Linked DNA regions of Homo sapiens: all the other regions are linked to region 1. A link is a contact called in ENCODE Hi-C or POLR2A ChIA-PET data. All regions are on one chromosome and are shown on one strand. The core of a region is the stretch at or near the end of the contact, and the rest is flanking DNA. Distances in the headings are between cores, read along the strand shown.

What was found. Hi-C counts contacts between places; a loop is a spot of excess contacts on that map. ChIA-PET counts read pairs that join two places held with the same protein, here RNA polymerase II (POLR2A). Pooled maps may share reads with other maps.
Region 2: a loop to region 1 is called in a map of endothelial cell of umbilical vein, with 5 times the contacts of the local background. The contact joins two enhancer-like sites. A Hi-C loop is called at or near these places in 3 of 168 maps with a recorded cell type or tissue (GM12878, PC-3 and endothelial cell of umbilical vein), 10 of 37 single-sample maps with no recorded cell type and 12 of 50 pooled maps. POLR2A ChIA-PET finds 5 or more read pairs at or near these places in 3 of 52 experiments (HEK293T, SK-N-SH and activated T-cell).
Region 3: a loop to region 1 is called in a map of CD8-positive, alpha-beta T cell, with 4 times the contacts of the local background. The contact joins two enhancer-like sites. A Hi-C loop is called at or near these places in 5 of 168 maps with a recorded cell type or tissue (CD8-positive, alpha-beta T cell, Right ventricle myocardium inferior, aorta and 1 more), 15 of 37 single-sample maps with no recorded cell type and 10 of 50 pooled maps. POLR2A ChIA-PET finds 5 or more read pairs at or near these places in 2 of 52 experiments (GM12878 and OCI-LY7).

The regions. Positions count from the first base shown.
Region 1 is chr4:147,862,921-147,868,001 of GRCh38, forward strand. ARHGAP10 (Rho GTPase activating protein 10) reads left to right here. Exons shown (of 23, transcript NM_024605.4): 6 at 1,926-2,036; 7 at 3,792-3,896. Among named protein-coding and RNA genes, the nearest start is that of MIR4799, 83 kb to the left of the region's middle. RefSeq lists enhancers at 3,878-4,555, 4,556-5,081 and silencers at 3,985-4,209, 4,008-4,057. Within about 2 kb of position 3,096, at least 2 of the 41 ENCODE cell types and tissues checked have a DNase peak (open chromatin) inside an H3K27ac peak, as active enhancers do.
Region 2 is chr4:147,770,229-147,775,309 of GRCh38, forward strand. The region is part of intron 1 of ARHGAP10 (Rho GTPase activating protein 10); the gene reads left to right. Among named protein-coding and RNA genes, the nearest start is that of MIR4799, 9.8 kb to the right of the region's middle. Within about 2 kb of position 2,288, at least 4 of the 41 ENCODE cell types and tissues checked have a DNase peak (open chromatin) inside an H3K27ac peak, as active enhancers do.
Region 3 is chr4:147,798,074-147,803,154 of GRCh38, forward strand. The region is part of intron 1 of ARHGAP10 (Rho GTPase activating protein 10); the gene reads left to right. Among named protein-coding and RNA genes, the nearest start is that of MIR4799, 18 kb to the left of the region's middle. RefSeq lists an enhancer at 2,096-2,395. Within about 2 kb of position 2,003, at least 2 of the 41 ENCODE cell types and tissues checked have a DNase peak (open chromatin) inside an H3K27ac peak, as active enhancers do.

The DNA of each region.
Region 1 (5,081 bases), core at 1,846-4,345:
ATTGGAGGCACAAAAATATGATTCAGATGAGTGTTAGGTAGAAATTCTCATTTTAGCTTAGTAATATATATTAAAGTATTTGCTGAAATGGTTTTTATTACATTTTGAAATGTGTTTCAAATGTGTTAAATGCTTTTCAAAAACAACACATTTTTGGTTATAAAACGTGAATAAAATTTCAATAAAATGTATGATTTTATTTTAAAGTCTATGGCCCAGTGGTATTAAGTACATTCACATTGTTTTGCAACTGTCACCACCATGCATCTCCAGGGCTTTTTAAAAAATCTTCCCAGACTGCAGCTCTGTACCTATTAACAATAACTCTCCATTCTCCCCTGCTCCAGCTCCTGGCAGCCGTCGTTCTGCTTTCAGTTTCTATGAATTTAACTACTCTAGGTGTCTCATGTGAGTGGGATCATATAGTATCTGTCCCTTTGTGACTAGTTTATTTCACTTAGCCTGATGTCCTCAAGGTTTATCCATGTTGTAGTATGTATCAGAATTTCCTTCCTGTCTAAGGCTGAATAATATTCTGTTATACATATGGATTGGCTACATTTTATTTACTCATCCATCCATCCATGGGCATTGGGGTCACTTTGCCCCCTGCTGCTATGAACAGGGGTGTACACATATCTGTTCGAGTCTCTGCTTTCAGTTCTTTTGGGTATATGCCCAGCTGTAGAATTGCTGGGTCATGTGGTAATACTATTTTTCATTTGAGGGAAAAATTTATTTTAATTTTTTGCTGGGAGTTGTGCCTGTTAACTGCTGGTGGCTGAACTATTGAATTCTGGTTAATGAAGCCACAAAAATATGATTTTGAGGAGTGTTAGGTAGAAATGTTCATGTTAGCTTAGTAACACGTTATGTTTCAATATTATTTTACTTAAAGCACTATTTTTCACAGTGCTTGTACCATCTTGCATTCCCACTAATGATGCACAAGGGTTTCAGTTTCTTGACATCCTCACCAACACCACTACTTTTCTTTTTTGTACAGTAGCCACCCTAGTGAGTGTGAGGTGGCATCTCCTTGTGAGTTTGATTTGCATCCTAATGATGAGCGATGTTGAGTGTCTTTTCACATGCTTATTGGCCTTTTGTATATCCTCTCTGGAGAAATGCCCAGATAAATATTTTTAAGAGTAAAATTAGCTAAGTTAGGAAAAATATCACATGATACCTAGTAAGAATGGTTTCTTGGACATGAGTTCTCTCTCCACTATTCTCTGTGGAGTCCTGCTCTTCTCCCAGTTCCTTTCTAGTTAGGCAAGCTAAGCTGGAAGCTTTTTTTGGAATAGCGTCCTGACCAGCTGGTGCCCCCTTCTCTCCCAGGGGATCAGACGTTCTGAGGGCCGCAGATGGGCGTCCAGCCCTGGCCCGCCTTTGAGAGCCGGGTTCTTGAGATGCTGCCATGGCTGGCTCCTTCTCACTTGCCGCCATCACTCCCTGAGCGCTGAGGTGCTGGGCCCTTTCTCAGGCAGACTTTATTCCTAGAGGATTTGTTCATCGAAATGTTTGTTGATTGTGATTGCATGTGGTTCAGCCTTGGGGCATCAGTTGTGGTTGGGGTGAGTTTTTCAAGAAGAGAAGTCCCTTTGATCTTCAGTTCTTGGGGGTCAACTTCAACAAACAGAGTAGGAGTCACAAGCTTTTTCTGCAAAGAAACTGATAGTAAATATTTTAGACTTCTGTGGACCATAAAGTTCCTGTTGCACCTGCTCAATTCTGCTGTTGCAGCAGGAAAGTAGCTGCAGACAATACATAAATGAATTGTCGTACCTGTGTTGCAATACTTTATTTACAAAATCAGGCAGCACACCGTATTTTGGCCCATGGACCACAGTGTGATGACCTCTGATGTAGCGTTTCACTTTTCACCATCTCCAGTTTGACTAACCTCTGTGATTTTAACATAGGCAGATATCCAAGTAGAGCAGAACCGGCAACACTTCTATGAACTGTCTCTCGAGTATGTGTGTAAGCTGCAGGAAATCCAAGAAAGAAAGAAGTTTGAGTTTGTGGAACCTGTGAGTATTGCCAAGTTGTTTGCTGGTGGATTTTTGCAATGTAAGATAAGTATTTATTTTCCTAGATCTGATTTATGGTTTATAGTTACTAGAGGCCATAGTGCATAAACATGAAAGAGACATATTAAAAAGGGCAGACACAGATAGCCATGAAGTCAAGGAATTGCCTCTAAATCAGTGGTTCTCAGCTGTATTTGCACTGATAATACACGTAATATTCCCATTGCTACATGATCTCAAGGAAGGCAACCATGTGCAATTTCTGCCACCTTAGCCTATAGCTCTATCTTTTAAAAATTTCTCTGAAATAATTTATACTAGAATGAGTGAACATGGGTTGTTTATACCGGTTCAAACTTTGGTACTTTAAACAATCGTTTGTAACATGACTTCAAACACAATTCACAATGCTTATGGCAATCTAAGTTTAGAAGCAGGATATGGAACATTTGAGACAATTTTGTGAGTTACTCTAACATTTCTTTTTACTTATATTAGAAACACATGATTTTTGTTTGTGATTATATAGATGTTTTCTAGTAGCTTCAGTTGTTTATATATGAAGATGTATGCACATGAATGTATATATCATAATGTAAAGGATATTTCATGTGGATTTCAGCAAAAAAACACTGGATCTCATTCTCAGGATTCATTTTAATTTTAATATCGACTTATTGAATGGTTTCTTTTTCTTAAACAGCTTTATTAAGATAATATTCACACAGTATACAATTTACTCATTGTGAGTATGGTTTATAGAAACAAGAATAACCAAGTAATGATTAAAAATGAGCATTTGTGGAGCTATGGTTTAGTTGGAGCGATAGTCATTAACCTAAACCATTAGAGAAAAACTCAACCTCCTCAAAGCTTTCTTTTTAATGTGAAATAATAATAATGGCCTGCTTTTATTGGGCATTTATAATGCTCAGTCTCTGTTCAAGCCATTGTTCTAAGTGTTGTACCGAACTCATTATTCCACACTATAACTCAATGAGGAGATAAGGAAATAGAAGTAGAGAAAGGCTGAGTAATTTGCCTAAGGTCCCATAACAGGTCATGGCTGACGTTGGGAATGGAGCCTGCTGGGTGTCAGAGCCCCAGATTCCTAACCACCCACGGTGTGGCATTTGGAAGAAAATGAATCTCAAGATTTCCTTAACTGTCTCCCCAGATCACTTCTTTTTACTTCTAGATTTATTGACTTACATGTGGAGCAGAGGCAACAGCCCTCTAATTCAGAGACAGGTTGGGAGTTGGTAGGAAAGTAAAGGTTTAATTACGGGTTTGAGGCTGCCCCTGGCAAGTCATGGAATATCTTTGTCAACAAAACACAGGGGTTGCAGTCTGCTGGATGTGGCTGGGGAGAGCCTGGAGCTCTTTGATTCTGTGATTTTACTTTCTTAAAGATTGTGTCAACCTATAGTGATAAGATTTCAATTACAAATATTGGGATTCTCCTGACTAAAGAGGACAAATGGATGACTTAATAATTCAATTTTTCCTGCAGAACATGCCATATAAGCTGTCTAATGGCTGTGATATTTAAGGGAAAAAAGCATCATTTTCTATAAAGACCAATTAATAGATAATATGTACTTGTGTTTACTTGAATATTAGTGACTTCCCTTTAATCAGTTTATTTCAGTGGAATAACAGTGAGATGGCGGGGGGAACACTTGGTTGTTTATATGATTCTTTTTTTCTCCTGAGTTTTTTTGTGCTAATATCTCTTTTCTTCCTGTGTCTTAGATGCTGTCATTTTTTCAGGGGATGTTTACCTTCTATCATCAGGGCCATGAACTTGCCAAAGACTTCAATCACTACAAAATGGAACTACAGATCAACATTCAGAATGTAAGGAAGTGAAAGCTTTCTTTATAAAAAGATGTTTGAAAAGTATTTTTCATTTGTGTGTTGTATGAAAAGCCTTAATTAAATGAAGACAATGCTGATCTGTTTGTACTGAGAAACTGAGGGTATGCTGCCACCTGCTGGTCAACTCTTGGTGTGACCAACTGCTCTACAGTTGGTTGAGGCTTGGGAAATTCTGCCACCTGGCGGCTTTTCCTGCAGTTTCTGGGTCAATTCTAAGGATAAGCTTTGTTATGTTAACTCTAAATCAGCTATGTCTGCTACAGACAAAAGAGCACTCCACTTTAAGGCATTGAATTTATAATGCACTACTTAACTGGGCATCTTGATTTTTGTTCCCAGATAGGCTTATCATTTGAGTAGAATTTCTTCCCTACATTTTATGCATATTTACTAATGCATTGGTGTTTACAGTTGCTATTGGTCTTGAATATTTTCCTTTGGAAAATGTGTGCTTTCTGCCAGGTCTCGGATAAAGAGATTTAGGAGAATGTTATTAAGCAGTACACTATATGTCATTTTGATCAGGTGGTATATGTTTTTCCTCTCAGTGCTAGTTGATCCTGGAAGCGTCCTCACTGACAAGCTGGTCAGGGTATGTTGAGTGTAATTTGAGGTCTCATTAGGAATGTAGTGAGATAGCTTTGTGACAGACTCACAGCACATAGTGAAAGACACACAGGTAGATGGATGGGAAGCTGTGGTTGTTGCCTGCTCTTCATTTCTTTCACAATTAGAAGTTGAGAGTGGGCCGGGCACAGTGGTTCATGCCTGTAATCCCAGCACTTTGGGAGGCCTAGGCGGGCAGATCGCGAGGTCAAGAGATTGAGACCATGCTGGCCAACATGGTGAAACCCTGTCTCCACTAAAAATACAAACATTAGCTGGGTGTGGTGGAGTGCGCCTGTAATCCCAGTTACTCGGGAGGCTGAGGCAGGAGAATTGCTTGAATCCGGGAGGTGGAGGTTGCAGTGATCCGAGACCGTGCCACTGCACTCCAGCCTGGGCGACAGAGTGAGACTCTGTCTCAAAAAAAAAAAAAAAAAAAAAAAGTTGAGAGTGAATACCTTTTGTGTAGATTTTGTTTCTAACTTTTTTTTTTTTTTATGTACAGTTCCTTATACTAAGGAGTGTAGCTGATAAAACCTTATTTTTATAATTTATGTG
Region 2 (5,081 bases), core at 1,038-3,537, 94 kb before region 1:
GCACTTAGAAATGATAGCCTGTGGTCAGGTGCCAGTGGTTCACGCCTGTCTGTAATCCCAGCACTTTGGGAGGATCATTGGAGGTCAGGAGTTAGACACCAGCCTGGCCAACATGGTGAAACCCTGTCTCTACTAAAAATGGAAAAATTAGCTGGGCATGGTGGTGGGCGCCTGTAATCCCAGCTACTTGGGAGGCTGAGGCATGAGAATTGCTTGAACCCGGGAGGCGGAGATTGCAGTGAGCTGAGATTGTGCTACTGCACTCCAGCCTGGGCAATAGAGCGAGACTTGATCTCAAAGAAATGGTAGCCTGTATCACATTGTTTTATGGCTATATCTCTGTATCCTGTATTTAACTTATAGTCATGTGGTGTTATGAAAAAAAGTAATCAGTATATATTGAGCACTTCTTTGTACCAAGCTAAGTAATTTGGAAAGACTTGTTTGTATTTTGACCTGGATTCAGATTCCACCTCTGCTACATACTGGCTTCATGACCTCAGTCAAGTTACTTAGCCCATCTGAGCTTCGGTGTTTGTTTTTTTCTGTATGACAGTTGTATGATTCTGCTAGGACAGCCATAGCCGAGTACCACAGACTGGGCAGCTTAAATAGCAGTCTTATTTTCTAGTAATTCTGGAGGCTAGAAGTCTGAGATCAAGGTGTTGGCAGGATTGGTTTCCTCTGAGGCACCTCTCCTTGGCTTGTAGGTGGCTCTTGTCACATGGTCTTACCTCTGTGCCTGTATCTTTGTCCTAATCTTCTTTTCTTTTAAGGAGACCAGTAATACTGGATTAGGGCCCACCCTAATGACCTCATTTTAACTTAATTACCTCCTTAAAGACCCTATGTTCCCTGTAATCCTAGCACTTTGGGAGGCCCAGGTTGGAAGATCACTTAAGCCCAGGAGTTTGAGACCAGCCTGGGCAACAAGGCGAGACCCCTGTCTCTGTTTAAACAGAAAAAAAGAATCCCGTGTCTGAATACAGTCACATTCTGGGGGGTAAGGAATTCAACATGAGTACTTGAGGGACATGTCCAGCCGCCTGTAACAGCAGTGAAAATGACATGTGCTCAAGTGGGTTTATTTTACTTTTTAATTTTTGTGGGTACACAGTAGGTATATATATTTGTGGGTTATCTGTAATATTTTGATACAGGCATGCAATGTGTAATAATTACATCAGGGTAAATAGGGTATCTATCACCTGAGGCATTTTTGTTGTTGTTCTTGCAAACAAATATACTCTTTTATTTTAAAATGTATGATTATTTTTGACTATAGTCACCCTGTTGTGCCAGCAAATACTAGGTGGCACAATTTTTTTGTACCCATTCAAGTGTTGTGTTGTTGTGAGGATTAAATGAAATAGTATATGCATGTGAGCTTAGTGCATGCATAATGTTAGCTTTCTCCTTGCTAGAGCGGGGTAGAATCTTGTTTTCTTTATATTCTATCCAAGTATAAACAGTAAATAAATGTCAGTGAAATTGTGTTTTAAGTATGTAGGTGCCCCTTTTCATAATTCTCATCTTCCTCGCCTCCACTCTTGCAACTAAATTAGTATTTTTTTCTTTTCTTGAGATGGAGTCTTGCCTTGTCACCAGGCTGTAGTGCAGTGGTGCTATCTCGGCTCACTGCAACCTCCACCTCCCAGGTTCTAGCGATTTTCCTGCCTCAGCCTCCTGAATAGCTGGGACAACAGGCGTGCGCCACCACGCCCAGCTAATTTTTGTATTTTTAGTAGAGGTTGGGTTTCACCATGTTGGGCAGGATGGTCTTGATCTCTTGACCTCGGGATCTGCCCTCCTCGGCCTCCTAAAGTGCTGGGATTACAGGCGTGAGCAACCGCGCCAGGCCCTAAATGAGTAATTTAATGCTAATTTAAGGGGATCTCTCCTGAGAAGTTCTCTCTACTTCTGCTCTCTGCGCACTGGGACGTGCCATCTCCACCTTTAAACTGCGCTAGGCCCTTGTTCCCTTCCCAGTTGGCAGGATTATCTGAGACTTCTCTAGATAAGAGCAGTGGACTTCAGCTCCCTCTCCCTAGGTTCCGTGTTTCCACCTGGCGGTAGTGTGTATCTGCCAGTTGACACTTTACATCACACAGTTTGTGATTTTTAGGTCTGCTCTGCCTTTCTCCTCTCTCCTCTCTGCAGTTTTTTATCTTTTTTTTAAGCCACAGTTCTACAGACAGATGGGAAGTTTAGAGCAAGGTAGGATAGGCGAGTGAGAAAGCAACATGAGAAAAATGAGTATAGGCTTATTGACTTAATGTTCTAGCTCAGACTTGTACCACAGGCCTGTGCCTTGTGGCGAGTGAACTGTAATTCCTCTGAGGATGTCTCTCTTGAATGTTTGACAAGGCATTAGCAATCATCTGTCGCCCAGGGAATTCCAAACAAAAACAGATGAGTTTAAAATCCTAGGGTATAAACGGCCACAGAATTGTTTAACTTGTTGACTTCTAGGGGAAAATATGTATTCTACAAATGTTATTACAGAGTTTTTACAGGCATTTTTATTATTAATGATGGGAAGCTTCCTGGAGCATTCTCTTAAGTCTAGTGGGGTTACTAAATGTAGTTTTCCAACTGGAGCTTGGTTTCCTGAAAGCTATTCTTGGTGGGGTGGATGAGTGCAGCTGTCGTATCTCTTAGTATTTCAGTTTGAGTCATTGGGTGGGCGGAACTGATTAGAATTCCAAAAGCAATACATATAGGAGTTAGGTGGAACTCTTTTGGAATTAAGTAGGAAAGATTTTGACGGAACTCCTGCATTCCAGAGTTCAGTGGTAAAAAGAACACTTTATGTACAGAGTATTTGGGTAAATGTCTTCTGCATTTTGCTTTAGTTTTTTCTTTGTTGGTAGAAGGGACACTTTATATTAAGAAGCTGTTACAATGTATTGTCAAGATAGAGTTATTTGAAAATATTTAAAAATAGCAGATTTCCCTTCTAAACATGCTGACTTCTTGTAGGTTAATGTGACGTTACTTTCATTAATGTACATATGTATGTATATATTATCATGTCTTCTTTTAAACACTTTACAGAGCTTTATAGTAAGTTCACCCAGTTCATCACAAGTTAGAATTTTGCTGCATCCTATATGCCTCACGGGAAGAGACATTATCTTGTGGAAAGTGGCTTTTGTGCTAATAAATAAACATCCCTTGGAATGTTACCCTCCATAGCAAAGGGGCCATGGAAGGCTCTGTGTTTTAGGATTACAGCTGCCCAGAGACAGCTTGGGAAACAGTGTTATGTTTTACAGCATCTATTAGAAATCAACTCGATGTACACTTAAATATTGTATTCTGAGTTATAACACAGCAAACTGACATTGTAATGTTTTCCAATATGTGATTTTCATTGTTGCCATGATGTCATAAGGATTTAAAAACAGTTATCTGTTTTTCGTGGGCAGAACTTAAAACAGTGTTAAAAAGCATGCACTCTGTGTACCAAAAGCCTTAAAGTGGAATGATAGGGAATCCCTATGGGGTAAAGAGAAGATTCTTGATTCTCTACCTTGGTTCTTTAGAATGTGAGTCAATACATTAAGAACCTGGACTGCTCTGAAACAGAGGCACATTTGAGAGCTCCTGGAAACCCCTTTATAGGATTATTTCCTTGTCTTTGTTCTTTAGTCCTTGATTTGTTGTCAAGTGAAGCTTGAGATATGTCTTGCAGCCATTTGAGAAGCAGCACATCTGGTTAGAAGCAGAGACTGGGGAACCTGATTGCCTGGGTGAGTCATTCCTGGCTCTGCCACTCCAGCTTTGTGATCTCAGGCAAGTTACCTCTCTCTGCCCCAGTTTCCTCAGCTGTAAAATGGGATAATAATAATATTCATAAGATAGTTGTGATAATGAAATGAGTTAATAAATGTAAGGCAATTTAGGATAGTGCCTGGCACATAGTTAGCCCTGTATAAAAATGTTGACTCTTATTATCTTGGTACATGTTAAATTCCTATATTTGACCATGTTCAGACCAAGTTGATATCCACTTCCATTTGTTCCACATTCCTGACCTAATTTGTCTTGGGGTCTCCAGCCAAAATCTAAGATTCCCCAGGCTAGGCAAGCATGAACTCTTGTTCTTAGTGGAATCTGTGTGGCAGAATTTATTTCTGCAGGTATCCAATGTTGTTGGATGGGTTTGGTTTGCCTGTAAGAGTGTGCAGGTGGAAAACATGACCTGGGTTTGTGTCTGTAGGGTTTAAAGTATGTGTTTAGGACAAGGGTTATATAAGGACAATTTTGAAGTCAAAGTTTTAATCTCTTTTTCTTCCCCTCAGGTTTCTTTATTCTATAACATATTTACTTATTTATTATAACCTTTAGGGCTCAGCCTCTTTATTTCCTGTGACTTTGTTTATTTCATGAGAGGGTGACCACCCAGGATTTACAAAGCTTCTTGTGTGTTGTGGAAGATAGTATAAAATTCAAATAATGCTTTTACCTGAGCACTAGTGTGTGTTTCGTTTCTTCCTTGAACTTGCTTAAAGAGGTAAGCAAGATTACCTCTTGGGGCAAAGATTCTTGGCAGAGATGAGAAGAACATTTTGTCATTGACAGAGTCTCAACAGGACCCCCAGCTGACATAGAAACACTTGTTTTGCTGTCTTCTCCATGCTGATCCTTTGCCACAGCCCTTTCCTCCTTGATGTATTTTTTTTTTTTTTTGAGACGGAGTTTCGCCCTTTTGTCCAGGTTGGAGTGCAGTGGCATGATCTGGGCTCACTGCAACCTCTGTCTTCCAGTTTCAAGTGATTCTACTGCCTCAGGAGTACTCTACTTCTGAGTAGCTGGGATTATAGGCTCTCGCCACCACGCCTGGCTAATTTTTGTATTTTTAGTAGAGACGGGGTTTCACCATGTTGGCCAGGCTGGTCTTGAACTCCTGACCTCGTGATCCACTCGCCTCGGCCCCCCAAAGTGCTGGGATTACAGGCGTGAGCCACCGCACCGGCCTGATGGTCATTAAGTGCCCTCAGCATTCTCACTCCTGGAGTCCAGGCCTAAAGCTTGCATCCCTCCTCCTGGCCAGTCCCCAGCCTTTAGAAATAAAT
Region 3 (5,081 bases), core at 753-3,252, 66 kb before region 1:
TTCCTCCCTGTACTCTCCTGTAAACATACTTTTTGCTTTTACATCTCTTCAGTTTTGCTTTTACTTTTTTTTTTTTCGTAAGGGATACATTCTTTCAGTAGCTTTATTTAAATGTAGTGTGTGGACCGTTTGTTGTGACCTTCTTTGAAATTTTCTCTGATCATGGCAGCCCAAAATATCGGTACCTGCCTCTGAACCATCTTCGTTGTCTCTGGCTGTGTTACTTATACAACACCTGCTATTATTATTTGTATTTTTGTTTTATATGTTTCATCCCTCCTTAGATTATAAACTCTGAAGTTAGAGGTCATCTTATAGACAATTTTGAATCTTCTGTGTTAAAAAATATAATTTTGGCCAGGTGTGGTGGCTCATGCCTATAATCCCTGCACTTTGGGCAGCCTAGGTGGGTGGATCACTTGAGTCCAGGAGTTTGTGACCAGCCTGGCCAACATGATGACTTTGGGCAGCCTAGGTGGGTGGATCACTTGAGTCCAGGAGTTTGTGACCAGCCTGGCCAACATGATGAAACCCCGTCTCTACTAAAAATACAAAAGATTAGCCTTGGCTGGGTGCAGTGGCTCACGCCTGTAATCCCAGCACTTTGGGAGGCCAAGGTGGTGCATTACGTGAGGTCAGGAGTTTGAGACACTCTCTCTCTCTCTCTCTCTCTCTCTCTCTCTCTCTCTCTCTCTCTCTCTCTCTCTCTATATATATATATATATATATATATATATATATATAGACTTTTTACCCCCCCACGCTTGAAAAATGTGCTACTTCCTTTAGTCTCCATGGTTTCAGATGGGAAATCCATTGTTCGAATTGGTGTTCCTTACAGATCATGTATCATTTCTCACAGCCTGCTTTCAAGCAGATTTTTTTCTTTGTCTTTAGTTTTCAGAAGACTAGTTATTGATGTTTACCATTGATCCTAGCCTTGGCCTGAATTTCTTTTTGTCCTTTTTTTTTTCTCTTCGAGATGGAGTCTCACTCTGTCACCCAGGCTGGAATGCATTGGTGTGATGTCGGCTCACTGCAACCTCTGCCTCCCGGGTTCAAGCGATTCTCCTGCCTCAGTCTCCTGAGTAGCTGGGACTACAGGCATGCATCAGTATGCCTGGCTAATTTTTGTATTTTTAGTAGAGACGGGATGGGGTTTTGCCATGTTTGCCAGGCTGGTCACAAACTCCTGACCTCAAGTGATCTGCCTGCTTTGGCCTTCCTAATGCTGGGATGGCCTCTCTTTGTTTATTCTGATCATAAATTTGCTCAGCTTCTTAAATCTGTTTATGTCTTTTACCAAATTTGGAATGTTTTCAGCCATTATTTCTTTGAATATTCTTTTAGCCCTATTCTCTTTTTCCTCTTGGGGCTCAATGATACAAGGCTGGATGTTTTGCTGTTCCACAGGTCTCTGAGGCTCTGCTTATTTTCACAGCCTGTTTTCTATTGTTCTGATAGAGTGAATTCTGTTGTCTTTCCTCAAGTTCAGTGATTTTTTTTATCCTGTCATTTTCATCCTACTATTGAGCATATCAAGTGAGTTTTTGTTACTGTACTTTTCAGTTGTATAATTTATATTTGGTTTTTAAAATAATTTCACTTCTGAGATTTTCTAGTTTCTCATTTGTTTCAACAGAATTTATAATTGATTATTGAAGCACTTGTAAGAGGGTTGCTTTAAAATCCTCATCAGATAATTTCAACATCTGATTTATCTCAGGGTTAGGGTCAGTTTTTTGGCTAAAATGGGAATTTGACTTGGGATTTTCCTGGTTCTTGGTATGGTGGGTGATTTTTGACTGTATTCTGGACATTTTGCCTATCTTTTTTTTGGGGGGGTGCGGGCAGTGGGAATGTTCTGAATCCCATTTAAATCTTTTGTTTTAGCAGGCAGCCACCCAGTTAGTCTTAGCACACAGGTCCTGCCCTACATTTGTGGGCTGTGGTTCCAATGACAGTTTAACTTTCAGAGCCTTTGTGGTGTTTGTCTGCTTGGTGGTTAGATGCCGCTAGGGCTGCCGTCTCATTTCCCCCTGCTGTTATTGCTGGCTGTGGAGGCAGAAGGGATTTCCCTAGGCTGGGCTACTAGGTGTCTCCCAGTGGGGGAAACGTAGTCTCAGGACCCTGGAGACTGAGGGACTTTCCTGACTGTGGCATAGTCCCCCTTCCTGTGGGGGACAGAGAGCTCTTGAGCCAGACACTTGTTGAGATGGAATCTCTCTACCTGTGCCCCACGGTTTTCCTCATGTCTGTGTGCAATGGAAGGGCGTCTTAGGCCCATGTGACCAGAGAGGCTTCCTGGGCCAGGTCACTTGTGGCTGGGGAGTCTTGTGTCTGCCCTATTGCATATGTCGAGGCTCCCCTAGTTATTGTTGGTGGGGCTTTAGGTTGGTCCTTCTTTTGGATGGTGTAGGACTTATCTGATGTGAGGGGGACTCGTGTTTGATCTGGGTCATAGGAATGAGCCTACCTGAGCTGCCTTTTGTTCTCATGTCATGGGTTGGGAAATGGTGGGTCTGGGTGACCACTTTGCATAGGGGGATGCAAGATACTGTTTCACTGAGCTGTTCTTCCATTTTTGGGGTCACAAACTGGTTTGTTTTCTTCTTACCATCTTTCAGAGTTCTCCTTTGGTTATCTCCTCTGCTATTTCCAGGGTTTATAGCGCTTAGTAGGGAGGAGCAGAGAGACATAGTTTTCTATGCTGTCTTGTGCCTTGTCATTCATTATTTTTTTCCTTTTTCTTTTTTGACACAGCGTCTTACTCTGTCACCCAGGCTGGAGTGCAGTGGCACAATCTTGTCTCACTGCAACCCACGCCTCGTGGGATTAAGTGATTCTTGTGCCTCCCAAGTAGCTGGGACTACAGGTGCCTGACACCATGCCTGGCTAATTTTTGTATATTTAGTAGAGACAGCGTTTCGCCATGTTGGCCAGGCTGGTCTTGAACTCCTGGCCTCAAGTGATCTGCCCACCTCTGCATTTGAAAGTGCTGAGATAACAGGCGTGAGCCACCGTGCCCAGCCTTATTCATTCTTAGATGTTGGAATTTTAAAAAGCAATGAAAAATGTCAGCAAAATTTAGCATTTATTTTTCTACGTTCAGTAAAACATATCTCTCAGGGGTCTTATGGAGGTAAGGAAACATGAGAACCAGTTAGGTTAAATGACTGGTCCTGGGGCTCTATTGGTCGTTAATTACAGAACACAGACTAGAGTTAGACTCCTCTTAATGAATCCACTATTTGTTTCTTTGTAGCAAACTAAGTTGAAGACTTCTCTATAAGAAAAGAGAAGAGAACCATTGCTGTGCTGTAATGCTCTGGGCTTTATAATGTTAACACACAAAATAATTTATATATCAAGTGGAAAACCTCTCAGAATACAGGAAAAGAATCCAGTGTTCAATTATATTAAGAGTGAATAACATGCTGTGTTTGTTCCAATTTTAGTATTCATCATTTTTTGTAAAGTGTAAAATAACATACCGTCTGTTTTTTACTATAAAACATTTGAATGGCCTTATAAAATGTTTCTTGCAAAAGAAAGTTCTCTCACTGGTTATCATCACCATTTGTATTATACTTCAAAGAGAGTAAAGAATATAATGAAGGTTGGTGGCACCACCCAAGCGAATTAATCTCATAGCTTAGCATTATGTGGGACTTTTCATCAGGTCATCGCTGTTTACTCCACAGACATCAGATACCTCTCAAAATAGTTCTCCATGAAGCTTTTTTTCCTCTGCTGCAGAGATGGAGAAATGGAGAAACCCAGAAGTTAACTGTTAAGTTGTTTGTAATGTTTTTTGAAGTCCCCAGGGATTTTACAGAAAATGGAGCCGGAGTTGAACTCATCCCAAAACTCTTTGGATGTCTGGGATGGGAGGCATTGATTTCTCTCCCTGAGGCACAGCAAGAACTAGGCAGAGTAAATAGGACTAAACACTGGCCCTGTTTAATGTCGCTTGAGTAATGATGCTTGAGTAATGATGACTGACAGGTCGGAGGAGTGGGGCGTATGAGGATGGACTGACTCTGTTTTTCTTCTTTCCATATGGACTTATTCCTTTTGCTTCTACTTTTGTTTTTCCTTCCTGTTCCCTACTTAATAGTCTTGCTGAAAAATATATCTGACCTGTATTGAAGAATGGAATTAAACATACTGGGTTTTGGAGAACTTTTCCCATCACTCATAGTAAAACTCCAACATAGGTGATCCATAGGCTAAAATGAGATGTTCAGAAGTTAGGGTGAAGCTTCTTAAAAAAGTGATAGTGTGATGATGGTTGATTTTGCAAACTTGTTTTCTCTAAAGCATAATATAGCTGAGCTATGATCCTAAAGGTAAGGTGGTAGGTAGTATTAATGCCAGCAATGTACTGACTGTTTACTGGCTCAGACTCAAAGACTGTTAGCATTGGGCAGGGCCCCCTTTGGACCATGTTTGTAGCCTCTCTGTCCTCAGCAGAGTGTCTCTACAATATAAATAGTGGTATTTGTGTCTCGTAGTTACTTGTAATGAAGCAGCCTGTTGTATTGCAGGTGGCCAGCTCTGCTTCGCAGGAAACCAGCTCTGCCTCCCTGTAACTTCTACTTACACTGGTTTTTTGTTGGGTCTCTAGGACCATGCAGGGTGAATCTAATAATTGTTCTTGTTAATATCTGTCAAAATTCAGAACAGATGTTGTGACTTTACCTTCTCAAAGTTGTTTCTCATCAATCTTGAAGACTCCTTATCCTGCTGTTTTCTGCATGTTCTGTTTTGCCGGTATCCCTTCAAAATGTGGTCCTCCAAATGAAACATGGTGCCCCCAAAGTTTTGGAGAACTCCTTTGCTGTGTGGAAGTGCGGACTGTGACATGTAAGGGTTTGGGGTCTGTAAATTCTATTTATCAACCTCTCTCCACTTTTTTTCCCTTAGTTTTGTTTATTGCTTTTTTTTTTTGAGATGGAGCCTTGCTCTGTTGCCCAGGCTGGAGGGCAGTGGTGTGATCTTGGTACACTGCAACCTCTGCCTCCTGGGTTCAAGCGATGCTCATGCCTCAGCCTCTCAAGTAACTGGGATTACAGGTG